Linked DNA regions of Mus musculus: regions 1, 2, 4, 5, 6 and 7 are each linked to region 3. A link is a loop called in an ENCODE intact Hi-C map of the cell type or tissue named here. Cell type or tissue: left cerebral cortex. All regions are shown on one strand.

Region 1 (4,000 bases), 65 kb before region 3:
AAGCACGAGGACCTGGGTGAGACTCCCTGCATCTGTGTAAAAGCCAGGCATGATGACACATATGTACATCTCCCGAATTGAGAAGGCAGGCATAGACACATCCTCAGAGTTTGCTGGCAAGTCCCAAGGTAAATGAAAAACCCTGTCTCACAAAATAAAATAGAGAGCAATAAAGGAGGACACCAGCATTTATCTCTGCCCTTTTCACACACAGGTCAAACACAGACAGGGTTTATGTACACACACACACACACACACACACACACACACACACACACACACTACACAATGCACAATGCACAATGCACAACACATACCATACACACATCCATAAAAACTGTCAAAAAAGTAAGTGGATAGTTTCACTCCAGAACCTGGGCTAATGGGACTTCCCCACAGCTGATGGCACAGAACCATTGCTATGGCAGGAGGAGGTGGCTGTGATGGCTGTGTTAAGTCCCCATTTAATCAGACCTGGGTCATAATGTATCCACTGAGAAGACCTTTATCTCTCTCCCACTTACATTTCTTTGGAAGGCCTTCTTGGCTTAGAAGATGTCAGGAATTTGCCATTCTATCGCAGTCTTATGATGTAGGAAGTCTGAAGCCTGCGGTGGCATATTTATGGAACAGAGTAAGTATATGCTGCTCTGGTGAGCCTTGTAATGCAACCCTCTCTCCACAATGTAACTCCCTATTTAAACCGTTTACCACATTCGGATTCATGAGTTGTTCAGATGTAACTGCCCATGGCTAAGCTTTGTTCATGTCTACATAGTTCTCTCATAGTATAGTTTAGTCAATGTTAATTTTACTTTCTTGACAACATATTCCAATTTTAGACCTTTCTTAATTGTTTGGAAATTGGGTAAATTGTCAGTCTACATTAGAATAGATGGCATCCATGTAAGAGAATATTTTTTAATGTTTGGATGAGGGGTTTCACTGAATGAAGAATTCGATTTTTTTGTGATGACAAGCTTTGGTGGACAAGGACTTGCTCTTATTGCTTTCCTGAATCCCCAGAGCCTGACACAGTGTCTGAAACTTGGTAGACACTCAACATTTGTCCATCGAATGAGCGTCTCTTGCCAGAATGCTTTCTGGAATTATTGCTCAAATTTTCAATGCTGCCAGTACAGAATTAAATTGCTCCAGCAGACTCCTTCATGGTTTCCATGGTGGCTTTCTTTTCATTTGTGTGATGATTAGCAAGTTTGTGAATATTGCCAAAATTCTCCTTTTACTCTTGTGTTTTCCCTCAGATGCTGTACTAATAAAACAAAGACCTATCTCAGTGATCACATCCATAGATTTCTTGGGTTGGAGGTGGGGCTGGAGGAGCCCAGCAGAAGCAATGAAACATAGAAATATACCGTGCCCATCCTTGTCTCAGTCCATATTATGCTGCTATATAAGAGCACCCAAGACTGAGGAATGTATAATTTTCTTTCTGACAGTTCAAGGGTCTGAGAGTCCACACCAAGGAGTTAGCACTGGTCAGAAACTTTCTTGATGCAGCATCAAATGGTAGAAGGTGAATGAAAACGGAGAGATGAGAAGTGAACCAAATTCATTCTTTGATCCTGTGGCAGTGGCATTAGTCCATTCAGGAAGGCATAGACCTCGTAGATCAGTCACCTTTCAACGTTCCCAACTTGGAAAGTTGCCACAGTGACAATCAAATGTTAGCATGCTTTGGAAGGCTGGACCTTCAAACCATTCATAGCTGTCTTCTTCAACATCAGCAGATACCTTTATCGAACCCATTTTATAAGTACTGCCCCAAAATCTTCACATTGTTGACAGATGGATACAGGTTCAACTCTGTTTGCTGAGATAAGACACTGAAGCTTCACAAGTGTCTGGGACCGCACATGCAAGAAGAAAGAAATAAGGCAGTGTTGAGGTTTTGTTTGTATGAACTTGGAGCCTGAGTTCCTTCTCTGTGCTTCCAGAAGCCTGGGTTGGGGGCATCAGAAACAATCTTTAAGGAGAAATCATGTCTTTTGTTCTGGCGGATCTAATGTGTGGGGTAGGGTCTGAAGACAGGGGCCAGAGATACTGTTGTGCACTAAGAACACATGACCTGTGGCAATGCCTAGGGGAAGCTAACACTGGTATTGGTCCCCCAAAGGCCCAAGAGGTAACATTTCATAGACTTCAGCGGATAGGAGGAAGACAGATCCAAAGCAGGTTAGCAGCCCAGTTTGGGATTGGCACACAAAGCTACGAGGAGAGTGTGACAAGTGTGAGGTGCTGCCAGATGAGCAAGCTGGCCTCATGCCAGGTCTCAGGCTTAGAACCCTTTCCAGGTATCCTCTTTCCCTGATAAGAAGTGGTTGGGAAGCCAACTGGCAGAGGCGTCCCAATAGGCAGCTAGTCATGTAGAGTTATTCACATGTAAATTCATTAAGTAGAATAAAATTAAAACATTGATTCCTCAGTCATGCCAGCCACATCCCATGGCTTAGAGGATGGGATGTCACAGGTATGGAAAGCACTCGCTGTCACAGAATGTTCTACTGACCTACACAGCCCTTGACTGTCCAGGTGGGCCAGTAGCTATGGTAGTCATGATTACAGGAACCTATAAGAAGTGCAGAATCCCAGAGCCCATCCCAGACCTTGGGTATTTCAGGTAAGAAGACCTCACAGAACTGTGTAAGTGCCTTCCAGCTGAGGGGCACTAACACTTCTCTGTGGATTTGACCAGTCCCGGTAGATCTGCTCTGCCTGCTAATGACCCATGCCACCTAGGCTGAATGTTTCTTAAAAGGAGATGAATGTCTAATTTTTATTATCTTCCCTACAAACACACACCCCATCTATTGCTCTTCCTTTTATTTTAGTTTTGTTCATTTTTATGACCGTATTTTTGGATCTCATTAATATTTAAAGGATTACGATGGTGGGAGCCTGCCTTGGCTCTTACTTGGGAACAAAGCATATATCCCTCCACCCCCACTTCTCCCCACTATGTTTCTGTAGCCAATATCCCTGTGGCATCCCTCCATAGAGGGGATGACTTCATCAGTTCAGCGATGTGCCATTTCAGCAGCCTCACCAAGAAGCTGGGTACAAAGACCCACCTACCTTCTGCGCCGAAGTCTTGGGCAATGCACCCGTTTATAGATGCCCTGGCAGGCATGGGAACCCATCTTGCAAGGAATCATAAATATTTAACAGTAAGCACTTTGTAAAGGAGAGTGTTATTAAGGGTGGTGCTGCCAAGCATCCTCAAATGTGCCTATATATCAGGAGCTGCTAATGCTGTGTGGACATAACCCCCTGACAATAGCCCTGGGCAAATCAGCTCCTTATCTTAGGGGGAGAGTTGAGAAAGAATTTAGAAGATTTTGAAACTATTTCTACCGTTCCTAAGATACAGCCCCCTCTCTCCATTGTCTCCTGGTGGGGAGTGGTCTTCTAACACATCTGCAAGAGAAAAGGCAGTGATGGGCAGGGGGAAAATATCACGGGATCTCCACATGCTCCTCCTGTCCACACAAAGAACTGTCCCACCCAGCCAGTTTTTTTCACAGGGCTTCTTGTATTCTGCTACAAGCAGACAGATCTCCTGTCACCATGGAAGCCCAGCCCACACCATTTATTTCAACTCTTCAAGCTTTAATGATACTGGCTCCGTTTTCTTTACCCTGTGGATTGGATACACCACATTGCAATTCAAATCACCCCAAACACCACAGTAAGCATGAGGTGATCACATTTCTTCCTAAGTGGAAATGGTTCTCCACAGGGGACTCATTCTAGAAGCGAGGGGCTAGGGCACCATTGCCCTGGCAACTTCTCCTTCCCCAGATGATCATCACTGGAGGTAAATGCTTGGAAGATTAAAGTCTCCAGTCCACGAAGCAAACTCCTGTTATGTTAGAAAAATATCCTGCACTGGCCATCTTCAGTGCAACCGATTAAGTCACAAGGGATTGTTAAATGCAAGGGATGTCAGTGCGTTGCTCTTGTTATATTTATCCTTCAA
Region 2 (4,000 bases), 73 kb after region 3:
TTCCTCGGTGTCATCGCCAAGGATGTTAGGATGAAGAAGTCACCTGATCCCTCTTTCCCCACCAAGAATTGCTCTAAGGCATCACTGTTGGCTCACATAGTGGGACTACTCTTGTTTTCTCCAGAACATGTGAAATATTCCACAGTGCACACCAAGGATATTGATGCGTGTTTGATAACCAGATACTAAAGAGGTAGGGAGCAAGGCAAACTTCATAAAACTATCACTATTAGTATTATTTGATTTTTATAGTTACAAAGTACTTTTGCCTACATTGGTTAATTTGGCCTTCATAAAAACTAATAAAGAAAGTGGTATTTATCATCATCATCATTATTATTATTATCATTATTATTATTACTATTATCATTATTCTCATTTTACAGACGAAAAGATTGCTCTGGTCTGAGCACTCACAGTGATTATATACTTTGGATACAGACTTAGAAGAAGGTCCTCAAACAACCAAGCTAAATTTAACAGCAATGATAGCCTTCTTGTTATTTGGATATTACTCTTCAGTTTCAACACATTTCCACATAGGTATAAATTGCCAAGTTAAATTGCACAAATATGCAGAAACTTAAGATATGCGTCTTTAGCCGAGTCATTTTACACCCTAGAATCTTTCCTTAGGGAAGAAAAAAAATCAAAGTGTCTGTACACACCAGTCTACTTCGTAATCTTGTCCCCCTGAAGATGGGTTAACACAGCCAGGATAGGAAGCCCAGGCCTGATCCCCCCATGGGAAAGCCTCATTCCAGGGATAAGAATGGGCTCCTCTGTCTCAGTGCTCTCCCCACTTGGCCTCAGGAAGTAAAGTCTGTTCATTTAAACAGTAGACACGTTTGTTGCTTTAAGAGCCGATGGGAAGGTGGGCTGTAGAAATACTTTGTCTTCCCAGCCTCGCATAGTCTATACATTCCATCTAGTCAGGAGACTATGTGGAGCAAAATCAACTGACAAGTCTCAAAATTACACGTGCACACAGTAGGCCCTCAGGTGTTTATTAAAGTCTAGGTTAATGGTGTGGAGTCTAAGCATGCTCATGCTAGTAAATGTCAATACCTTCATAGCCAATGTTACTTTTCTCACAGAAAAAGAGGGTGCTTAATGGAGCAGGAAGAATGGGAGACTGGATTGGTGAAGTGTATTGAAAAACAAAAACAAAAACCCAGAACTTTTGGGACCTAACTTTAGTACTTTGGCATGACCTTATGAAGTCTCCTCAGTGACATGACAAACAGGGCAAAGCACTCTGCTTGGACCATATAAGCTTTTGGGAGACCAGAATTTAAGAAACACTCAAGACCGTGTGCTGGGAGACCATTTCAAGTTTTGACCCCAAGCTGTTGAAAGAAGAAATGGCATATCCCCACTGTCCCCACATCCCAATACTTGCTTGGCTGAAAGCACCCAGAAGCACACTCTTAGTGGTTAGCAGTTGATAAGTCCAGGAGCTAGGGCAGAAAACATTTGCCACCATGCCTAACTATCTGGGACCCAAATGTGAAAGAAAGAGATTTAGAAGTTGTCCCCTAGCCTCTCCACTCATGCTGTAACATGTGCACCCATGTGGACATATGCATACACACAAGTAAGAAATGTAGTTAACCCCAGGATTGGTGTGGGAATGCATCTTAAAGGTTTCTGTGCAAAAAGGCAGAACTGTGTTGTGGGCTGTAAAATGAATGCTCTTCCAGGGACTCTTTCTTCCCTTTCTCCAGGGCATACTTTACCCAGAAGAACCTTTACCTAGCTGCTATTCTCCCAGCCAAGCTAGCTTCATCATTGCAGCTAGAGCTGGAGCTCTCGAGAAAGGCATCTCCTCCAGTTCTTTGTTTTACAGACAGGAGTGTGAAGGGCCAGGAATGGAAGGACTCAGCCAGGCAACACTGATGATGGAACCAGGATAGTGAAGGTAAAGCCAGGACACTGATGGAGGAGCCAGGCCCAAGGCATGGACAAAGCTCATTTCACTGCACCTTGAGATCAAATAACTTACACTTGCCTATAAAGGCATGGCCAGGGTGTGTGAAAGGCTCCCTAGATTCATCAGCTGTAGAATGCTATCCCTTGGCATCAGGCAACCATCAGGATGTGGGCACATTCGCTGTGTGTTCTGTTGCTGCTGCTATAGAAACAAGCCACAGCAGTGCCGTGGGAGGCAGATGAGTCAATGGATGTGATAAAAACCACTTTGGGGACCACAAAGAAGATGATATAAGTTTTAGCCTTTGGATTTGGCTGCTAGTTAAGATCTCTCTAAGAACTATTAACATTTTAAAACAGACAGCTCCCCTTATAAAATTGGCAAGCAAAGTGGGGTAAGGACAGTCTCAAACACTGTTTATGGGATGGTGTGTAGCCCCAGGGCTCTGGTAAGAGGCAACAAATCTTAGCTATGTACATAGGCTTTCTCCCCTAACCCAGAAGTTAGCAGAAAAGTAAGCCAGGTATAGATGCAGACATTTGATGCAACAGTTTGCAGTGACTCTAGTGGAGAAGAACTCGAAGCTCCCAACAGTGGAATGGTTGAATAGCCTGAAGAGGACTCCATCAAATATTCTTTTATAAAAAGTTGTGTTCTTGTTGGATCTCTAATTGTTGCCACCCTGTGAAGATCTTGATGGTGCACTGGAAAGAAAAGACTTTACTTGATTTCTTACTTGATTTCTCACTTACTTGATTTCTATCTGCTAAAGACCATGAGTAAACTGGTCCCCATGTCTCCTGTGGAGAAGGAGCCAAGACAGAGAGACAGTCAAAAGGCAGAGAAGGAAGTACATCAACCATTAGCTCAGAGTGGTGAACATCCAGTGAGAAGATTCCAGGATGCTTAATGAGAAAATGAATTCAAAATGAAGTCTCTGCCTTAGCAGATAGTGCATGGCTGCTTCTCTCCAGGAATCCACTGCTGGGCAGGTGTCCAGGTTCCACACTCCTTCTCTTGTAGAGGTTTCTGCTGTCGGCCACATTAGCCACCCCATTGCCCATATCTACAAGGATGTGGCTCGTTCTTGATTTCTCCAATGATACTTAAGCTTGAGCCTGGGGTTTATCCAAGACTGTACATAAGCAAGCACATGTCTACCACAACAACATTGTATTATTCGGAAAGCTCCAAGCAATGGACTTTAGCATAGAATTACTAGTACAGGTTGCTGTGTTTAGGAATTATATTTTTCAACCACCACGACACACTCCTATGCTGTAGAGAGGCCTACACTTATATAAACCTTATTGCTTCTCTATTTCCAGACTGCCAGGTGAGGCTGAATAGAATTCTGACAGTAAGGGTCAAACTGGAGTTGAAAGAATAACTATCAGTTTTTCTTTAAAGGAGTATCTATGTCAAGAAGCGACCCTTCCTCCCCCATGAAGGTAACAAGCAGTAGCAATACCCAAGTAGTTAAGAGTTCATTGTTACATCAAACCAACAGTGACATGAGCTAGCAGATTTCAGCACAGATGGCTACCATCTTACCTAGACACTTCCCATCAGCCTCAAAGGACATCCTCAATGTTCTGACTCTACCAAACGCTTAGTGTGGAATATTGATACTCCTCGGTTGCTTGTCTGAACACATCTTCTTTATCCTACATTAACCCCTCACTCACTCACTCACTATGATTTGGGATGCTGAGGATCCTGGTTTAGTCAACACTGTTAAATGAACCTTCCCTATTTATTTAAAGTGCTACAGAGGCACAGTAAAGGTTGAAGAGCTCCTACGCAGAAATAGACATATCAAAGATGCACATACACTTTCATGTTTGCTGTAGCTCCATTCTCGTTGGCCCAGCCTGATCAGCCTAAGAGTCCCTCTAACTGGTGAGTGGCTAAAGAAAACAGTGTGAGGAATGTCATTTGACCATTAACAGCAACGTGCTTGCCTTTTTCAAAGCAGGAATAGACCTAGAGACATTGTGCAAAGTGAAATAAGCCAGACACAAAAAGACAAATATCGAGTGACCTGGTTTACATGTAGAAACTAAA
Region 3 (4,000 bases):
TGCCAACAGGAACCCTCTCATTAGTTGAGGCCCCCTGCTGGCTGGTGGAGGCAGCGCAGGGAGGGAGCCTGGGTTCTCTGGCTTAGGCTGAGTTGTCCCACCCCCTCCACTAACCTGCCAGCATCTGGCACCTGAACGTGGGTGAACAAAGCTACTTTGACAGCTTCTCGCGGCCCCAGCATCAGTAGGTAATAGTCTTAGACATGATCTTAGGTCAGAGTCTTACTCTGGTTAGGAATCTGTCAGAGAATGTACCAGAGGTGACCCTGGGGAGGATCAAGCATATCTCCATATCTACCCAACAAACAGATAACCCCGAAACCATATAATGTGATAAGCATCTCACTTCGAGAGCACAGAACAGCAACCTCCCGACTGTTTCTTGCACAGCCTATGAGCATTCACAGTCTCCATACAATTGCTAAGAGTCTTGTGGGAAAAGAATATTGAGAAGGAGATCAGCACAAGAGGAATTACTTGACTTAGCCCAGTAATGCCCAATCTATGACAGACTCAGGGGTCCTGTGTCAAGTACACTGGAGGAAGGAGCCCACCCAGCCCCTAGAAGCAGAGGGAGGGGCAGAGAGCAAGGTTCACACACAACAAGGAGCAGATGGACAGGGCTGAGCTGTGCACAGCTCAGAGACAGAGCACATCATCTGGAGTTCCTAGGTTCAATCTCCAATAACTCCACGAACAAACATGTAGATATGACTGATTGTTACCTAACTTGCAGGGTAAGGGACCTCTGGGGGTGGGGGATGGGAGGGGGTGAGCATCCCCAGGCAGATAACTCATCTCAGTCAGAGTTTGAAGAAAACAGGTTTAAAACAAACTGGTATTGCCTTCCACCAGCTATGTACTTCAGAAATCCTGACATCTTAGTGTAGAACTCAGGAAGCACAAATGAGAAAGTGAAAAAAAAATACACAGCTACCTGTGACTGGGCAAACCACAACGATACACAAAGCCTTTCTCCCTTCCTCAGATCTCTATCTTTATCTTTTCAGAGAAACCTCACAGCACTCAGAAAGATCCAGTGTCCAGCATCCAGCATCCAGCATCCAGCATCCAGCATCCAGCATCCAGCATCCAGCATCCAGCATCCACCTTGGAGATGAAAGTCTCCTTGCTCCTATGTATCTGATGCCAGAGCAAAGGAAACTCTGTTAGTTCTTTGATCTCTGAAGAGGTTGCTTCCATGGTAAAGCCCTACAGGGATCAGCTACCTAAACTTCTCCATGAAATTCTGCTGTCTCTTCTCTCACTCCCTTTCAGCATCCATCATAGAGCTTGCTGGAGCACGTACCTCCTTGAAGTTCTAACAGAGAGCCATGAAGAACCCTCAAAGGGAAGTTCAGATTCCCATTCGGGCTAGGAGGTGCTGACCTGCCTCGATGGCTCTATCATAACACACCTGGAAAATGGCGCAGTGAAGTGAATCTCTTCTTTACTTTGAGCAAGATCATATTGAGATGCTAGCCAGCCTTGTTTAGGGGCTGTAGATGAGCCACATCTCCATTTCTCCATTGTGGGGGGTGCCTGGCAGTGTCAAGATTCTAACTGTATTATCTTTAAAAAAAAATGAGATGAACTCTACCTTTGACAGCACTAATAGGAATGGGTGTAGTAAAGACTTCTTTAGACTTTCTTTGTCTAAGGATGGGACAATCCAGTAATTTTTTTTAAATGGGGAGTGGCTAGACCCTCAAAATTCTGATAACTATTTGAAAATTCTTACCAGAAAAAAAAAAGCTATGCATAGATACAAGAAAATTTTACAATAGCTGATCATTTCTTGTCCCTCAAAGGCAGATGTCTTAAAGCGTCCCCAAGACAGGGCTGAACACTGAAGAAAAGAGTCATCTGGCCTGGCTTGGCCTGGGCGTTATGCTTGTGGTCAGCTCCAGGCTCTTCAATAGCTCTGTGGCTCCCTGTCATCCTGAGGGCACCTGGAAGCATCAGCCCAGGACCTGGAAGCCTAGGCCAAGACTGTATAGTCAGATGTTTCAGGTGAGGAAAGGTACTAAGGAGAGCATCGCTCTACAGCCAACAGGACTTCCTGCCTTCCTCACTCCCCCTCTGGCTACTGGATTTTCTCCAAAGGCAGCAGCAGGCACCAATGGCTAATTGCTCCAAAATAGCTAGTCTCCATTTCAGGGTGCTGCTTGCGTTTGCTTTAGTAGTTGGCAAATGAATCCTCCTAGGGATTATAATAACCCCATCCTGGCTGTGTTCCCTGGAATCTTGGCCTCTTTCCCTGGCACTTGTCCCAAAAGGGTTGGAAATCTCTGAGTATTTATCCCCTTGAAGATTCCCCGTGCTGGCCTGGCTCCTGGCCATTCTGCACACAGAAGGCCAGCTTCCTCTCTTCCTCCATAGATCAGACCCTGGACTGGTTCTCCCCATCACCACAGCATTCTGCTCAGGGGCCCAGTCCTGTTTCCAAGACGCTGCTCTCTTCCCACCAGGGCTGGCAATCTGCCCATCCAAGACTACTACTCTGTCTTCCCTCCTCACTGTCCTCTCTGTCAGTGAGGTTTTCATCCTTTGTGGCAGATCTGATTTTCTTCCCCCCACCCCCCACACTATCATTTTCATCAAAGTCTACAGCACTGAAGGGAAAAGGGGAAGGCTTCACTGTCTAAAGAGACACATGAGCAAGCAGTGCAAAAGAAAAAGAGATGAACAAATGGAGAGATCCCGCCCTCAAAGAGCTGATTGTCCGTTCTTCATTCCTGATGACAAACACATGATTTCCCCCAGCAAGAGATGCACAGACATTTTGTTTCTGTGCCTCAGAATATTATCATAGACCATTTGTTAATGATGTCACATTATCAAAGCATAGAGGAGGGTGCAGTCAAATTTTGAACACTTGTCAGGGGATATTTCTGATTGTCTATGCACCTGTTTCTCCCCACATGACTCTGAGTTCTACAAAGATAGAAACTAGATCTGAAAATCCCATGCCGCAACTCTTGTCTCCTCCCAAGCCCCATTCTCCAAAGAAGATGCTGAGTTAGGTGTAGTCAGCATAAGACTGAAGTCTTTAAAACTCATTGTTGTTGTCTGAATCATGATGGTCAAGTACACCAAATTTCAAGCAAGATTCTTTGCAGAGCATTGACTTCTACAGTCCTATGTCCTATGAGGCAATGCCGCTTAGAATGTGGGGCCAAGTGGAGAATAGAAATGGCCTTATAGGGCATCTCATTTCACTAGGTCCTTGGCCAAGATCACAGTGGGGATTGGTCGAGTGGGTGTATAGCTGGATCCTAGCAGAGCCAGCATCATTTCTGGAAAGCACACAGGGAGTGGGCTTGGTGCTATTCTTGTGTAGGAAGTACAGCATGTTTTCTTTAAGCCAATCCTACCCAGTGCTATGAAAGACTTGAGAAAGTTCTTAGCAGCTTCCATCCAAGAGCACTTGCTCGTATAGAAAAAAATGACTGAGCCAAGGAAATCACCCTAGTCTAGAAGATGCTCCTTTGCCTTCATCTGCTTCATGGCTTCCACTTTACAATCCAGGCCTACTGCCTAGTCAATAAAACTACTGTCATGTTGCCTTTTCATGGCCTTTGCCAAGTCACCATTGGCTCTCAGTGGCAATTCAAAGACAATCATAATAAATAAACAACAATAATTAAAGCATCCCATAATAGATCATATAAAACCTTTATATGGCTGAAAAGCCAAGTTAGTATCATTTTAACAAGAGAGAAGAGGGTGGGCCTGCTCAGAGGGAGTGTTTGGGAAAGGAAACTATTTTAAAGCAGCCATTGTGAGTTCTCCCAATTGAAATGAATGCACAGAGTCATCCAAGACAGGAGGACTTGTCCTATGTAACAGACTGCAAGCTCTGCGAGAAAATAGACACCATACAATGGTGAGGCTGGAACTCAGTCAGAAGCTGTTTGGTTAAATCAGACACTTCAAAGAGATATTATTATATTATTCACCAGGGTCAGACAGCCTCTGCACAGGAAAGGGACAAATC
Region 4 (4,000 bases), 51 kb after region 3:
CTTTGAGGTTATCTTGAACTCTCCTCAATTTTCAAACTTTACAATTGAATTCTACATAATCCCTAAAGTTACCGTTAAATTGAATAGGTCCCAAAGTCACACCCTTCCATGAAAAGTAACATGTAAACATCCTATTTCTATGGCCCCTAGACAATCAGATTCCATTATTAAATAATACATTTTAAAAAACATATTGGAATAGATTCATAAGGCAGTTTTTTAAAAAGCCTCATAAAGCTTGAACATCTGGAACAGTAAGAAAACGTTTGTGAAATGTATAGAGAATGGTCTGGCCCAGCGTGGAGGGAAGAACTTTCTAAAGAATCAGCAGTTGAGGGTTAGGAAGAAAGAAGATCATGGCATGCAAGATGGAGAGATGGGGGAAGCAAAGGATAAAAAGGACACTTGAGAGGCATGTGGAGGGACTTGTGACCCGGTGAGATAGCCAGGTCTTTGTCTCTTGAGCATTGTGAAACTTCTTCCATCACTGTACATAACCAGCTCTTTGTTCCTTAGAGACCACTCAGATTCTACTTGGAAATCAGACTGAGGGCAGTGACAGTGGAAATGGCATTCAAGGGCTCATTGCATGAAGCAGGGGATATGATGGGAAAAGAAGTGGGCTTGGAAATTGTTAAGATTTGTTTTATTTTATGTGAATGAGTTTTGTCTTGGGGGGGTCTGTCCGTGTGCTCCTAGTACACTAAAAGGCCAGAAGAGGGCATCAGCTCCCATGGAACTGTAGCTACAGATGGTGTGAGCTTTAGTTCTGGTGCTGAGAACCAAGCCAGGTCTTCTGGAAGAGCAGCGAGTGATCTTACCTGAGCCATCTCTCCAGCTTCTGGCCAAAAGTTTTAAGATGAAGGAGGCAGCTACGAAATGAAAGAAGACGTACCAGGTTTTTACCCTGGTTTTAGTTATACTGGGAATCCAAGCAAGGAGTTGGTGCTTTCAAAAAAATTCAGTTTCTATTTGTTTGTTGCAGACAAATATAGGGGTGGGATGCTAAAACTGATTTCACAGAACAGAGAATAGGAAGAATAAAGATTAATGTATACACATGGAGGCAATATACAAAGAGCCATTGCTGTCATCTGAATGTTCCTTCTGCCTCCAACTGAGGGACAGGTTGGTGCCTTATATCGAAATAAGCTAGAAACCAGTTTATTTTTCCTTTCAAAGAGGTGTCTCCAATTGCTGCATTCCCCCATATGAACCTATTCAACTGTTAACATTTTCTTAAGAAAGGGAAGAGGGAAAGGGAAGGAGGGATAAGAGAGGCAAAAGGAAAAGAAAAGCTAAGAAACTTTCTGAATTCCCCGAAATAATGATTCCAGAGTGTATCAAAATCATTGTTTATTTTGCCCCTATTCTGCAATTATATCATAACTTACTGGCTTTTCAAATAATGAACAGATTAATAGTCTTCATATTTTTCATCTTAATACAAATAATTCTACTGAACTTCTGACCAGAGTTCATGAAAGAAACTCTGGAATGTAGAGCAGAACTCACCCAAATTGAGATGGGTTGCCAATCACTGCATGTCTTCTGCACACTTCCTTTTTGGTAGCTAGCCACCTGCTCACTCTAGCTTTTTCTCCTGTTGGCTCCATCCCACTGATGGCTTTGTTCCTAGAACCTTCGCTCTACGGCATGTCAAATGCTTCCGAGAGTTTGGAGCAATGGGCTCTGTCTCCTAGTGCCAAACCCAAACATGCCAACTGTACAGGAATCCAGGGTAGTGGGGTGAACCCCATCTGCCCTTGTACCTCTTTTCCTTCCAGCCTCTGCTGGCCTCCCCCAAGCTGTGACAGTCTCTTTCTCTCCGAGAATGACCGAGTCACCTTGAAGCAGCCCTCAGTGGGGTTTGCAACAATGTGACTAAAAAGACCCTGCCAGCCTAGAAGATAATTATCTTAATAAGAAAATGTCTTTGAAAACATAGATTCTACAAACTACTTCTTCATCTCCAGACTTGAACCAAGTGTACAGCTCCATCTCAAAATATGATCTTGGAATGAAATTAATATTGATTAGGAAGGGTTTTCTTTTTAAAGAGGACTCTATGGAAGATAATAAAAATTATTTCAGATTAGGAGGTGGGGAAATAAGATGAGAATAAAAATGAAGTATTAGCAAAGCACTATAAAATGACAATAAAATCCAGTGTTGTTAAATCACCAAGTTAATTACGCGAAGAGTCTAGGAAAGTATATTAAGTTATTACCAAATTGTGTGACCTGTTTCTTCTTTAATGGATATGGTTTTGAGGTGGGCACGTGAGGGCAGGAGACTGAATTTTAGAACTACAGATTGAATTACATTAAAGATTCTCATGTTCTCAATTATCAGCCCACCATGAACAAGTCTAATGTGTGCTTAGGCGTCACTCTTCTCAGGGAGCCTACAGCCAGTCAGAGGACACTGGAGCAGGTACCATGATTAAACCAAACATATACTGAAGGGGACCAAAACGAAGAGAGATTTGAGTTCTACTAGAGGAATCAAAAGATCACCAGCCACCAAGCCACCATGGCCACCAAGCCACCATGGCCACCAACACTATGGTAGAAGTGGGCAATTCTTGTATGTATTTTGGGCTTGCTCAGCTGAAGGAAATGCAGAGCTGGGACCTGCTTCTTTCTGGAGGTAGGCTCAACACAGTAAAAGATGTAACTCCTATTGACAGTCTCCCAGACAGAACAGATGCCCAGGCAGGGCTCCAGATCAGAAAATAGCAGGGAGTGGATGCTAAGCTGATATTTAGAGCAAGGGACAAGTTCAGGAGCAAAAAGGGAGAAATTAGTCCCCATGTGGCACTGACTGTACATAGAAAGGACTCCATGAGACCATGAGATTCCTTAGCTGTGTGTTACCTTTATGCATTAGTGGGGTACTGTATGTCAGAGCAGTCAAGAACAAGGATGAGATTGGCAAGCTGCTCCCCTTCTATCCTGACTCCATTACTAATTAGCAGAACAATCTTGAAAATGTTATTTACTCTTTCTCTGCCTCCCTTCATTACCTTTAAAATGGGAATAGTCATAAGACTTACCTCATGGGGCTATTGTAAACATTGAATAAGAAGATATTGTACTCAATGGACTCAAGATAATTCCCAGCATGAAGTAAGCACTCAATAATTATTGACTGCAAAGTATTTGTCATTAATATAACTGAATTTTAATAAAGCCTTGAGTTACTGAGTGCTTATACAATTTTGAAACTGTGAATGAAGACATAGGGCCTTGTCTCAGGGGCATGTTGAATGAGTATAAAAGGGTGTGTCATAAAGAAAAATAATGAGTTGTCCAAGCAAGAAATAGGACTCAGAAACTTAAAGAAGGCTGTAGGGAAGGCTCAGCATCCTGAGGTCCAGGAGCTGTGTCATTCAGCTTTCTAGCACTATGTTAAATGCCAGTGAGAGTCAAGTTAGAAAGAGAGATGATTGATTTGGACTAACCAGATTTGGAGATTCCAGCCCACAGTCATCTGCCCACATTGAGTCTGTGAAAAGAATCCCACAGCCATAGTGTGAGGCACAGAGACATAGCAGAAAAGTTCATTTTATAGCTAGAAAACAAGGGAGGAAGAAGGGGAAGGGAAAGGAAGAAGAGAAGCAAAAGGAGGAGGAGAGAGGATGTAGGGTCTCACAATCCCTTTCAAGAGCATACCTTTAATGACCTAAGTACCTCTGCATGCTCAACCTCTCAACATGCAATAACTCCTCCCTGATGGCCATGCCTTTTAACATTCATATCCAAACTGGCACAGGGTCCTTCTTTGCCATGACACTGACTGTTATAAGACAATGTTGAAGGGACGGGCTTTTATTTTCCTAGCGGAATTTTATGCTAATGCTCAAAATGAAATTGAAAGTCATGTCATCCACTTGCCTAAAATCTCACAGTAACCGTTATGGGGATGAATTGGATACTCCTAATCTTTCAGGATGATTCCCAGGGTAGCTTCTGGATATTTCACCCAAGACAATGGC
Region 5 (4,000 bases), 140 kb before region 3:
AACACACTGCATCATTGAGTGATTAAAAGAACTGGTGTCATTTAGAGCTACACTAGGACCATCAGCCTTCCCTTTTTTCTCTAGAAAAAAAAAAAAAGAAAAGAAAAAGAAAAAGGGAAAATACTCTGTTTTCCAGTTAGGCAAGATTTTAATAGAAATGGGACCAACTGTGGCCCTTGAGACTTCAGCTTAAGTGGCTTATGGGTAATCCCCCGCATGCAAGGGAAGGCGTTAAACTGAATCTGATTATTCTATATTTTCTAATTCTGGGATTCTCGTTCTACTTTGCTTGGAGAATACGTAAAACCTCCCACTCTGACATCCTCTCCTCTCACAAAGCAGAATCTTTTTGGCCCCAAACAGAAAATGATCCTAATCTAATGAGTAAGACCAAATATATTATTCCTTGCTTTGTTCAGTGTCTCTACTCACTATTAAAACAAAACAAAACAAAACTCCAATTATAAAAATATTGACGGGAAGTCTAATTTCAACATTTAAATCCAATAAAGATAGCAGTTAGAACACTCACCTACCCCAGCACCTCAGCTCTTCCCCTCCTGCTGCTTCTCCCATTTCATAATTCTCTTTGTCATCATCATGATCCTTGAGGCCTCTCTAATCTATCCTTCTTATTCCTTTCTCAAAACAAACAAGGAAGAGCAAAGGGACAACCAAGGAATGGCTGTGTCCTCTCAGTGCCAGGGTATACTGCACTATAATATTTTGTTCCTTTTATCATATGCTGCTTTGGAGGAATATTTTTTAGCAAGAAGGACAGAAAATCCATATGTTCTGCTCTTCACAGATGCATTGTCCTACACCAAGAAATTTGTCAGAATAGCTAAGTGATCTCTTACAAACAAAGAAAAAGCTATTTGAAGTTCTGAGATTCCACCCCGTGTATCTAGGAAGCTGGTGTAGGAAGGGGGACCTATGAGCCCATCCCCAGGGGAAGCCAACAAGGAGACGGCGAGGGTGTGCACTGCTCCACCACTTGACTTGAATTCCCATGTTTCCTTTTTGGGGTTCCCCGTGGTCTCTCGTGCTTCTGGGCGTTTCTTCCAGTTCCACACAGTGCTTCCTTGGATAATAAAACTTGCTCATCTCCTTAGATATCCTTCTACTGGAGTATCTACAAATATATACTGGTCACTTCCAACCCTGACCCCTAGTTGTACCTGCTGTTTCTCCAAGAAAGCAGGAAAGTTATCAAGTGGGACAGGTCATATAGATCTAGATTAACTCCTACGAAAGGTCAGCTAGACTCATCATGTATCTTAGTATTAATCTCTTGCTCATGTAGATCACCTCCAGAGAACAGTGGGCTGTATATCCCAGAATAATGGTGCTGAAGTCAGATGTTTAAGAAAAAAGTTAAGGGAAGGAGGGAGGGAGGGAGGGAGGGAGGGAGAGAGGGACGGAAGGAAGGAAGGAAGGAAGGAAGGAAGGAAGGAAGGAAGGAGGGAGGGAGGGAGGGAGGGAGGGAGGGAGGGAGGGAAGGAAGGAAGGAAGGAAGGAAGGAAGGAAGGAAGGAAGGAAGGAAGGAAGGAAGGGGGATGCAGACTGTCAGCAGTAGCAGCAGCAGCAGCAGCAGCAGCAGCAGGAAGTTGGACTCCTGCAGACATGCTGCTGGCCCTTGCCTGGGCACTGGTGTCAGAGTTCTCAGCCAGCTCCTGACGCATGGGGGCAGCAATGAGCAATGCAAAGAGTGGAGGTTTCTGCCTACCCATTGTGAGGAGCCTTCTTCACAAAGTTACCCATCTCCGCCAGTTAATGGAGACACTTCTTCCCTTTATGTTCCTTCTTGTCCCCTTTCTTCTCAGGCCCTCCTGCCCTCCGTTCTCTAGTTTCTCTCCTCCCTTATGTACTGTTTGCTTTACTGTTCTCTCGTCCCTTCTATAATCCCAACCAGTCACATGTTTCTTTTCCAGTATGTCCAGAAGCTATGCTCTGTATTGTCTGTTTTCTGGCATTCCTAGGGTGACTTGTCCAGTTAACCCATTCAGCTGCTCTTGCTTCTCCGAGTCAGTCTGATGAGGACCAGAACTTGCCTTGCTGAGTCTGATGGGGACCAGGGCCTGCCCTGCTGAGTTTGATGGAAACCACCAGAGCGTGCATTGCTAAGTCTGATGCGGGGCCAGTACCTATTTTAATGGTTGGCCTGCATCCCTAGAACAGGCTGCTCTTCAATTCTTTCTGCAATATGCTCCTGGTATCTGCTTTAGGTTGGTGGATGCAGACCCTGAGCACCATCTCAGCTAGTGCAGTGCCCTTAGGGTGTTCTAACCTTGCCTTGTTGGGGTCCAGAGGTGATCTGAGACCATGAAACAAACCCAAATGCAAACCTTGTAGTGGTCACTGTTAGAGAACATCCCTGGACTTAGTGTTTCCAGTCAAAACTGAACGTTATACTTACCTCTTGTCTGCCTCCTATTTCTGCTCTCAGTCCTGTGCTCTATAGAGACCTTTAAATGCCAAGAAGGTATAAATCATGGCCTCCCTTTCCTCCCACTGTCCACCAGGGCTATGCTGATCTGTTCTCTCTCAACCCATCAGTCAGCCCAAGCTGTGTGAGAAGACTCAGCATGCCTCTGACTACAGCAGTCACTGCAGAAAGCAGAGGCAGGAGCTAGGTTTTATAGGCCAGCAAATACACTAAAAGCCCTCAGGGGGAAGCCACAGCCTCAGTTCCCAAAGCAGGTTGGTGCACAAGGTCTATGCTCTGTATTTACAGTGTCAGTTTGGAGCCAATTTAAACAATTTCAATCAACAGAACCCATATGATAAATTGCATGTTACTCATCCTTTAAAAAAAGAGACTAGGCTGGGATTTAATTTGAACTTTGAGTGGGAAGTGGACTCCAAAGAGCCTCGAAGCTTTCTCTTATAGACACTGAAACTAAAAACGAGGCAAGAAAAGTTTGGCCCATAAGTCTACACCACCTGCACCTTTGGAATAGGACTGAAGTTGGTAGTTCCATTTGGGCACATTGTCCTGTGGGTCTTGGAATGGTTCTGTGAATTTAAGCCTTACTAGCAGGCTGCATTTGAGAGAGGTAAGCAACTTTGCTAGGCTTAACCAGAGCAAATAGCATCTATTACACTATGTGGGTGTTTTTGTATTAAAAGAAATAAAGTACTCACTAACATTTATTGTATAGTTAACACATGCAAAGCAGTAAGCATACGGCCATCTTCCATGTGCATGAGATGATTCTAATCACACCGTGTTGGTTGTTGAGTATCACTGTTAATAACAACTGTCTTCACAAACACAAAGCACAGCACACATGTCAAATGCTCATCAAAATACATGTAACTCACTTGATTTTCCTCACAGCTCTGTGAAGTTGCTTTGCTACAGAAGAAGAGAAGATGCAGAGAAATAAAGCTTTGCCTCAGTCTAAGAACAGATGAGTGATGGAGCAGGAACCGGAGCCTCTGGGCTTTCTGTAAAGGACACTCTCCATTAAATATTTATTAAGCTCCTGTTAAGCACCCAGCACTATTCCAGGGGCCTGGAATGTGTTGCTGTACCAAGGTGTTTTATGACGTGGAGAGAGGCACCAACATCACACGAGCCAACTCGACGACATCTCTACCATGTTAGAAAGCGGTTGGTGTGGAGGAGACATATACAAAGGGAGCCGGGGAGACAGATGAGATGGTACGACATGAGGTTTGGATCAGGAGAGCCTTGCTGAGAAAGGGATGAGTCAAGCACTGAGAAGCAGAGGAAGCTTGCCAGCCCATATGGGGGAAGATCATCCCAGGCAGAGGGAGCACGTGCACAGACCCGAAGGCTTGGATTGTCAGAATCAATTATGCTAATTGGTCCCATACTCCCTCCTCATCCCAAATTTCTAAGCTTAGCAAATATAGCCCAGCACCATGAATAACAGCAAAGTTTGAGAAGTAGATTTTGTGATGTCTCTAGATGACAAATCCAACTGTTAACCTCCACGTGCAACAGAGGAGGCCACTCCTGTGATGAGAC
Region 6 (4,000 bases), 110 kb before region 3:
GGTGAACTTGTCACGTTCTGAGAAGTATGGCTGGGTTCAGCAGGGCCTAATGCCCCCAAGCTCTTCATAGCTAATGAAACTGCTGATGGTAGCAACGTTGAAAACAGAACACCAGGTCTCTAGACACTCATTGTCCAAAACGATAGGTAAAGGTACACGTTGCTTATGACCACAGTACTGAACAGCATGGTTAAAGAACATCTCTGTCATTGCAGAGTGTTGAGTTGACAACCCTGCTCTGAGCCTTTAGCCAGTCATCTTCTCATCTGTCAACCACCCTGTGGGTACCTAGTATGTAGGCACCTGTGTGTTGTCTGCCCTGTCAAGTGCTCAGATTGCAACATCTTACTGGGGAGGTAAGCAAGGCTGCAGACAGCTGTGATGATCTGTCTGCTTCTCTATGGTGGACAGATGTTTATTGTAGGGAAGGGCTGGAGAGATGGACGTTGTCAGATAGGGAGGAGAAACCCAGGAACTTTCTGATTTCTACCTGTCTGGGTCGTGCCTCTAGTCGGGTCTCAGTAATTCTTCTGTCTTTTTTGTTTCCTTTCTCAGCTGTTGTTGAGTCTGTTTATTTATTTGAGGGATGAGAATAAGACAAACCTCACAGGATTATTTTAAGTACAAATAAAAAAAAAAACAGTCTAAGGAGATGTAGCTATGCTGCTACACTGCATGTGACACATACTACCAGTTCAGTGGCTACTAATTTGGGGTAGGTTCTTTGTTTGTTTGTTTGTTTGTTTTAACTTAATCAGGTTAGGCTGCAGTCTCTCTCATGGTCCCTGCCCAAGCCTGAGCTACAGAGAGCCAAGCCTGTAGCGGTCCTGTGTTATGCCTGTATGCTGGACTCGAATGCCGCTGTAATTGCAGCTATTTCCAACCCACAGTGAAGCCTTCTTTTCTTCTCCTTGCTTTGTTTTGCAGCAGGTGGTTCTCATTATTGTTCAGCAAGGTGGTGGCAGGGGACACACTGGTGTGCACTCTGTGCTTCATGAGCCACGTATTTCCTGCCTGCAATGCGAAGGCAACAGCCACGAGGGCCTGGATCTAGGATTGTATCTGGTTAATCTCCACTCTGCTGAATGCAGTCTCACAGCAGGGGAAGAGAAGAACTTTGGTTTATGACTATCCGGGAATCACAGCCCTGTTGTCAGCAGCCTCACATCCCACAAGTTAGCCATCCTCTTTTCAGTTCTACATTTCTTCTACCTCCTCCCTTAAGCGGGTGGCGTAGTCCATTTTTGTACCGCTATAAGAGAAAAACCGCAGATGGAATAATTTATTAATGAAAAAGATTATGTTTTGGTTCAGAGTTCTGGAGCCTGAGAGTCTAGAAGCAAGATGCTGACCGTGGCAGCCAAGATCACCTTGCTGTGTCATCCCATGGGGTGAAGTAGAAAGAATGAGGGGACACCTTTAATAAGGAGTACACACTGGGGATAACATTGCTGGTCTATTAGGTGAGCAGATTCAGGACCTTCCTTAGCCCTTGTTTCCCAACTTCATCTCCCTAGGGACCAAGTCTTCAACACTGGTTTTAAAGGACTCATTCCGTCTGTATAGTAGGCTAATATTCCTCCCCTGGTAAGTTTGTTGCTCAGGGCAATACAGTGCCGTATGGAAACTAACAGGATGCTCCAGTTAACACAGGCTGTGTGGCCTGTCTTTCCTTCTGAAGAGAAGCATTCAAAACCTCTACAGTGAAGCTGACGGTGTGTCCTGGTGGTAGAATATTTGTCTCACTTGTCCTGTCCACACCCAGCACAGGAAAAATGAAACAAGGCAAAACTTTTTTTTTTTTTCAACTTGAAGAGACAGCTCTCCGGGAGCACCATGTTCACTCAGCGCCACACTCTCTCATCTACCACACGCTGGGGCCATCAGCTACAGAGTCCCAACTGGCTCTCACCTGAGCCACAGAGAAAGATTTGACTATTTCAACATCAAGGAGAAGACAAAATGCAATGCACAGAGCCGGGCGGGCCACTGTTGAGGCCCTAACCCACCCATCAAAAGGCCACATCATTAGTGTGACAGAGATGCAGTACCATTTCCTACCTTCCATTTCTAAGACTGAGCCCTCAGTCACTTCCCTGCCCAGCCACAGTGGCTTTCTAAGGGACAGGATGGGATGCTTGAACATCTCTGCTTTAGGTGAATTTGTGTTCTCCACACTGATGTCAGATAGAAACACACACACACACACACACACACACGTACGCAAGCATGCACACACACCCCTGGAGGTAGAAACAGAGGCACTGTGGAACAATATCTAAGCAGGATCATGTAACCCTAGACAAAGCCATATCACCACTGGAAGGATGGCTGTGGAGTTCGCTGCCAAAGGAGCAACACCCAAGGAACAGCCTTGAGTACTGACTTCACGGCAGGCAGCACGAGGGTCATAGGAGTCTGTAGCTTTGAAGGGAAATGTCCTGGCTTCCTTGCTGCTGGGCTTCTGGATCTTTGTGCCTGCCCTAGTTAGAAGCCAATTGTTTCTCCTAGTCGCAGTCCCACTCTTATCACCCAGAGCAAACTTTCAGACACCTACTGCTGATTCACTGGTCCCTCCTGAATCAGCAGAACTGGAGAAAATGCACTCCCCGGAGATTCCTGCCTCCGGCTCTGCTCCTGGAGGTGCTGGTGACATGCTGTGAACGATATTTAAAGCGCAGGTCCTGAAACTCCACTCTCAGATTCTATATATAGTGCCTTTTGTACAATTTCCAATGCACATCTTATACAACACATTCCTTCCACATGGAGCAATGGGCTGGGCTACTGGTTAGGGAGTAGTGGACTCCAAATATAACTTCTTTTTTCATCAGGATGTAGGGCCAGTTTTCACAAATTAAGAATTTTGTACAAGCAGTAGTTTGTACTATGCAGTGGAAATTAGGCACTTACCAATATGTTCTATTTGCTAGTAATTGCCTCTGTGTTCTGTTTATGGCAAGGGACAGTATATGTAATGCCATTAGTATATGTAATGTCATTAGTATAGATCTATTGCATTCATATAATGCTTCATTTTTTTTTTTACTTTATAGACATGAATGTGTGTATCCGAACACATTTTATAAAGACAGACTAGCCTGTTTCTACAACAGCATTGAAACATTAAAAATGGGAATTTTTAAAATTCCCATTTCCCAGACAAGGAAACTGAGACACAAACAGTAGTTGTTAGCAGTTTACTGTGATGCCAACATTCATTCCTTTCTTCATTCACAGAAGAATATCTTGAGTCCCTGTGAGGCACCAACTGGAATTAAGAGTGCCAGGGAAACAGTGATTCACACACACACACACACACACACACACACACACACACACACACACACACTGTTTCCTATAACATTGGACAGACAGACAATTGGCACATGAAGTAGGGAAGTGAGGTTTAAGTTAAACTGTGAGGGCACATCTTCAGCGACAGGGAGTACTGGCATGTGCAGTCTCCAGGAAAGCAAGTGAAGAGGCTTGGAGAAGAAAGAATACTTTCTTAGTCCACGATCCACCCCAAGCTGCAGCCACGTACAGAACCGCTGTCTAAGAAGATGAATGGTTGTTATCATGTAGAAGAATGCGAATCGATCCATACTTATCTCCTTGTACTAAGGTCAAATCTAAGTGGATCAAGGAACTTCACATAAAACCAGAGACACTGAAACTTATAGAGGAGAAAGTGGGGAAAAGCCTTGAAGATATGGGCACAGGGGAAAAATTCCTGAACAGAACAGCAATGGCTTGTGCTGTAAGATCGAGAATTGACAAATGGGACCTCATGAAACTGCAAAGTTTCTGCAAGGCAAAAGACACTGTCTATAAGACAAAAAGACCACCAACAGACTGGGAAAGGATCTTTACCTATCCTAAATCAGATAGGGGACTAATATCCAACATATATAAAGAACTCAAGAAGGTGGACCTCAGAAAATCAAATAACCCCCTTAAAAAATGGGGCTCAGAACTGAACAAAGAATTCTCACCT
Region 7 (4,000 bases), 480 kb before region 3:
CCTGGAACTCACTATCTAGAGCAAGCTGGCTTTGAACTCACAGAAATCTATCTGTCTATGCCTCCAAAGTGCTGGGGCTAAAGGCATGTGCCACCACAGCTGGACAATAATTGCTTATTAACATGGCCACCATTTCAAACAGTTATGATGATGTACTTGGCAAAGGGTTGGTCTGTATTGTAGCCTGTGTAAGATACAAATGAATTATAATAATAACATTAGTGAAGTCACATCACAGGCAGTAATAAGAATTTTTAAATGTGTTGGGGAAACAACCCCTTATCTATTGGGAGACAGCCAAGATAACCAGTTGACAAACAGTGGCTGACAGATGAGCTGCTTGGCTGTTTAACACACTTAATAAAACAGTGTAGCCGCGGGAAATCACTGTCTTGCTGAACAGCTGTATCCCAGGGGTTTCCACAGCAAAGATCCTTTGGTCTCACACTACAATAAACACAAAGATGGATCTGGAGGTGGAGGCCCAAGAGGTGGGAGTACCAGTGAAGGCGGAGGTCTGCACACAGGCTAAACATCCAAAAAGACAAAAGACTCCACATATGGAGAGATGGAGAAGGAAAGAGGCACCTTGTGGGGTGCCTGGCTTACCAGAGAGCTTTCATTTCACTGGTGAGTGTATTGGGTTGAGTTTCAAATAAAGGGGAAGATAAAAGATCAAATCCCACGAACAGTTAGCCCGTGTTTTGAAAACTAATCCAGAGCTCAGGGTGATGCCCACTCTCTAAGCTCTGTGACTACCCATCCTTCAGTGAGGTGGGTGGGGGTCCCTGGTAGCATCCTCTCAAAGGGAAGATTTGTGTCTCCTTCTGAGAGTTTCAGAGATGGAGCTTTTCAGGTAAGCAGGCAGGGAACTTAGGCTTGCCAAGTGGGTTCAACGTGGACCTTATTTTGCACCATTGAATGGAAACAAAAGGCTGTTGCAATTCTAATGCAAGGAGTTCCATTCCTAGGTCATTGTCATGGCTTGGCAGCTTCCTAGAGCCTGGCTTTTCCTCAGGGGCTGTCATGGGCCAAAAGAAACTGAGGTGTAACCCTGTTCCCCTGTTCAAGTTCATCATTTTACAAATGGTGAAGCTGAGACCACGACGGCTGTACACACACACACACACACACACACACACACACACACACACACACACAGCAAACTAATCTTTAAGAATGGGTTTCCTATCTTCAGTGCCACCATCTCCTCTTCTGGTATGAAAATGCCTTGAGAAAACAAGAAACTGCAGTTATTTCTCAAAACATTTTAGTTTGAATTCAGGGGATGCCCAAACACGCCTCTCTGCAATGTACCTTCTTTATTGGTAACTATGGGCATGTATACACACACACACAGAGAGAGAGAGAGAGAGAGAGAGAGAGAGAGAGAGAGAGAGAGAGAGAGAGAGAGAGAGAGAGAGAGAGAGAGAGAGAGAGACCAAATACTCATGGAGGAAGAGATAGAGGAGTGAGAAAGGGAAGGAGGGAGGGAGGAAGGGAGGGACAGTAAGAGGGAGGGAAGGAGGGAAAGAAAGAGGAAAAAGAGAGCATTATTTCCTATGGCCACAAGAGGGCGCCAGTACCCCATGCTAGACCTCCACTAAGCTGTACCTGCTGTGTGTATATTTATTTTCAATGAGGTCAGGAGGACCAAGGTTGTAAAATAACATATTTTCACTTGTTTTCCTTCTTCCATCTCAGACATAGCATTTTTCCAAAGTCAATTATCTTCCCAAGATGCTATTTTCCCCTCCCCTTTTCTCTATGCTTTTTCAACCCATCAGTGTCTGTCACCAACAGACTGGGCACAAGGAAGGGCCCTCAAAGGAACCTCCTTTTCCATAACTGGGGATGTCAAGTCCCCGTTCTGGCGTTTTACTTTTAAAAAGCTGTGTTCATGTAACAGCTCTGCTCTCCTGCCTCCAAGGAAGAACTGAGATGGCAGGGATCCAACAGTGACTATAAGAGCTCCTGGATGCTCACATGGGTTCCACCTAGCAAGAACAAATAGCAATTGCTATATTTCCCTATAGGAAACAAACACAATTGCAGCAGCATTCAGAGCCATTCATAATCAGAGGCTTTGTCCATTTGCACAGATAGGTGGGTGACCAGGATTACTATAAGGAGACAGGAAGAAAGTCACTCACCTTCACAGGCGTGAAGACAGACATGGTGGGGGGGGGGGGATAATTAGCACTTCTCAGAAAATATTTCCCTGAGGTGTACAGAAATGCAAGGGGGTGCTGGGCAGATGGGCCTCCTTTCAGGGAGGCTATGATGAGAGGAGGAGGCTACCACCATCTTATAGCTGAATACCAGACCAAGAATATGCCCCACCCACCCACCCACCCAGGAGCCCTGGGTAGCCCTAGTTCCACAGGTTCTCCAAGTGGCCCAGCACTGCAAAGTCTTTAGTGTTTCCATTCTAGAAATTTCCACTAGGCCCCCTGCATGTACCAAGAGTTCTACAAAACTCACCTGATCAAGGCACTCTCATACAGCCTTCTCTGTCACCTGATGGCCCTTGAGACGCAATTCCCTGCCCTATCCTTGCTGATCAAGTCATTGTAGTCAGAGACAATGATATCAGGCAGCTTGAGTCAGACCTTGACAAGAGTCAGTGACATGATGGGGACTATCAGGGGGACTGTAGGGAGTACCAGCTGCCTGGGCAGCCACGCGTCTGCTGGGGTATCACCCTGCTTTCCAAGTCATGTGGAACTGGGCTCATCTGTGGCTTGGAGTGTGTTTGCTGTGTAAGCTTGGGTATGCTGCAACTGTAGCTGCCTTTAGAGGAGCAGCTTGGCTGCCTGCATCCTGAAGGCATGCGAGTGTCTGTGCTCTGCTGCAAGGCCCCCACATTGCAGTTCCTTCTGTCTTCCTCCCATACTTCTGAGGTGTTCATGGGGAAGAGGAACTCACACCCCTGTGGCAGCTACACTCAGACCTGCCCTCCCTTGCCCCAGTCTGCTTCAGATCCACACGATACATTTAGGAGGAAAGAGAGGGTCAACAGCTGAGCATAGCACAGTAAAGAATCACCAGTGTGCTGGGCTATCCACTGCTATGATGCAGATGACAAGGCTAGCTCAGTACCCTGGAGTTGGGTCAAGAAGATGGATCTCTTTATTCCTGAGCAGACTATCTGCTGCTATCCTAGGGAACCAAACCTTCAACCTTTATGTGACTTTCAAAGGGGCTCCAGCCCCCACCAAGGACATTTCATCCACCCACAAAGCCCTCAGGAGACACATTCCTCTGCCACTTTTGACACAATTTCTTCGATCAACCCTTGGTGCCTGGCAATTCTGTCAATCTCTGGTGACCTGCAGATCTTCTCAAGGCCTCAGCTTCAGATACCGCTGACTCTTGGCTGGTCTTGCAGGGCTCTGAGCCATGGGCTCACTCTGCCAAGTCAAAGATGGTCTCCTCTGGAGGAAAGTCAGGACTCAGCCCGGAGTCAGCATACATCCAATCGCACTCTCTTCAGCCCGTAGTGAACGAGGCCAAGGCCAGCAGGAGCTAAAGACGATTCCCCTGAGTTTGCAGGTAATTTAGATGAAAAGAGACAGGTGTCCCTGGCCCTCCATAAATAAATTGTGCAGCCATGGGGCTGGGAAGGAGAAGCCAGATAGTGCCCAAGGGAGCTGAGGGGTGGAAGCAGCCTTGCGGGCTGATTACACATACATCTGCATGCCCAAGGGGGAGGGGGGGAGGCAACAGTCCTGCCACAGTGGAAAGTTGCTGAGAGGGAAGTTGCTCAAAGGCAAGAGGCCAAAAGCCATCCAGCAGATCTTGGGAACGGAGCTGCCATAGATAAGCCTTAGCACTGCAGTGTCGAGGCTGGAGAAGGCAAGATGGCAGAGGTAAGATGCTGAGCGGGAGGGCTGGAGAGATGAGGGCCGGGTTGGGGATGGACAGAGGGACATGAGCAGGCGCCCCAGTGTCTGTGAGATAAAGGAGTTAAAGCAAAGAGGAAATGGCTTCCAGTCCG

Evidence for each region. A loop is a pair of places that touch in the nucleus more often than their neighbours do. Peaks named below come from ENCODE experiments on the same cell type or tissue, not always from the same donor. Only the 100,000 strongest peaks of a DNase experiment are listed, where the experiment ranks them.
Region 1: it touches region 3 in a loop (7-fold over the local background); 5 of 42 quality-filtered maps call a loop at or near these places.
Region 2: it touches region 3 in a loop (7-fold over the local background); 4 of 42 quality-filtered maps call a loop at or near these places.
Region 4: it touches region 3 in a loop (2.2-fold over the local background); 3 of 42 quality-filtered maps call a loop at or near these places.
Region 5: it touches region 3 in a loop (5-fold over the local background); 12 of 42 quality-filtered maps call a loop at or near these places.
Region 6: it touches region 3 in a loop (6-fold over the local background); 2 of 42 quality-filtered maps call a loop at or near these places.
Region 7: a loop joins it to region 3, with 4 times the contacts of the local background. A loop is called at or near these places in 15 of 42 quality-filtered maps.

Annotation. Positions count from the first base shown.
Region 1 is chr9:30,073,155-30,077,154 of GRCm38, forward strand. No RefSeq gene overlaps it. Among named protein-coding and RNA genes, the nearest start is that of Gm26435, 220 kb to the right of the region's middle. In left cerebral cortex, no CTCF peak of the experiment used is centred here; DNase peaks (open chromatin) are centred at 2,291, 3,036 and 3,597.
Region 2 is chr9:30,210,804-30,214,803 of GRCm38, forward strand. No RefSeq gene overlaps it. Among named protein-coding and RNA genes, the nearest start is that of Gm26435, 79 kb to the right of the region's middle. In left cerebral cortex, no CTCF peak of the experiment used is centred here; a DNase peak (open chromatin) is centred at 2,124; H3K27ac peaks cover 2,373 bases.
Region 3 is chr9:30,138,104-30,142,103 of GRCm38, forward strand. No RefSeq gene overlaps it. Among named protein-coding and RNA genes, the nearest start is that of Gm26435, 150 kb to the right of the region's middle. In left cerebral cortex, a CTCF peak has its summit at 42 (motif pointing left); DNase peaks (open chromatin) are centred at 2,216 and 3,309; H3K27ac peaks cover 1,983 bases.
Region 4 is chr9:30,188,622-30,192,621 of GRCm38, forward strand. No RefSeq gene overlaps it. Among named protein-coding and RNA genes, the nearest start is that of Gm26435, 100 kb to the right of the region's middle. In left cerebral cortex, no CTCF peak of the experiment used is centred here; DNase peaks (open chromatin) are centred at 1,646, 2,704 and 3,480; H3K27ac peaks cover 1,376 bases.
Region 5 is chr9:30,002,142-30,006,141 of GRCm38, forward strand. No RefSeq gene overlaps it. Among named protein-coding and RNA genes, the nearest start is that of Gm26435, 290 kb to the right of the region's middle. In left cerebral cortex, a CTCF peak has its summit at 1,690; DNase peaks (open chromatin) are centred at 236, 864, 1,694, 2,627 and 2 more places.
Region 6 is chr9:30,024,489-30,028,488 of GRCm38, forward strand. No RefSeq gene overlaps it. Among named protein-coding and RNA genes, the nearest start is that of Gm26435, 270 kb to the right of the region's middle. In left cerebral cortex, a CTCF peak has its summit at 2,066; DNase peaks (open chromatin) are centred at 1,061 and 2,651.
Region 7 is chr9:29,660,076-29,664,075 of GRCm38, forward strand. It overlaps a transcript of Ntm not described here. Among named protein-coding and RNA genes, the nearest start is that of Gm15521, 29 kb to the left of the region's middle. In left cerebral cortex, a CTCF peak has its summit at 1,576 (motif pointing right); DNase peaks (open chromatin) are centred at 1,580 and 1,880; H3K27ac peaks cover 410 bases.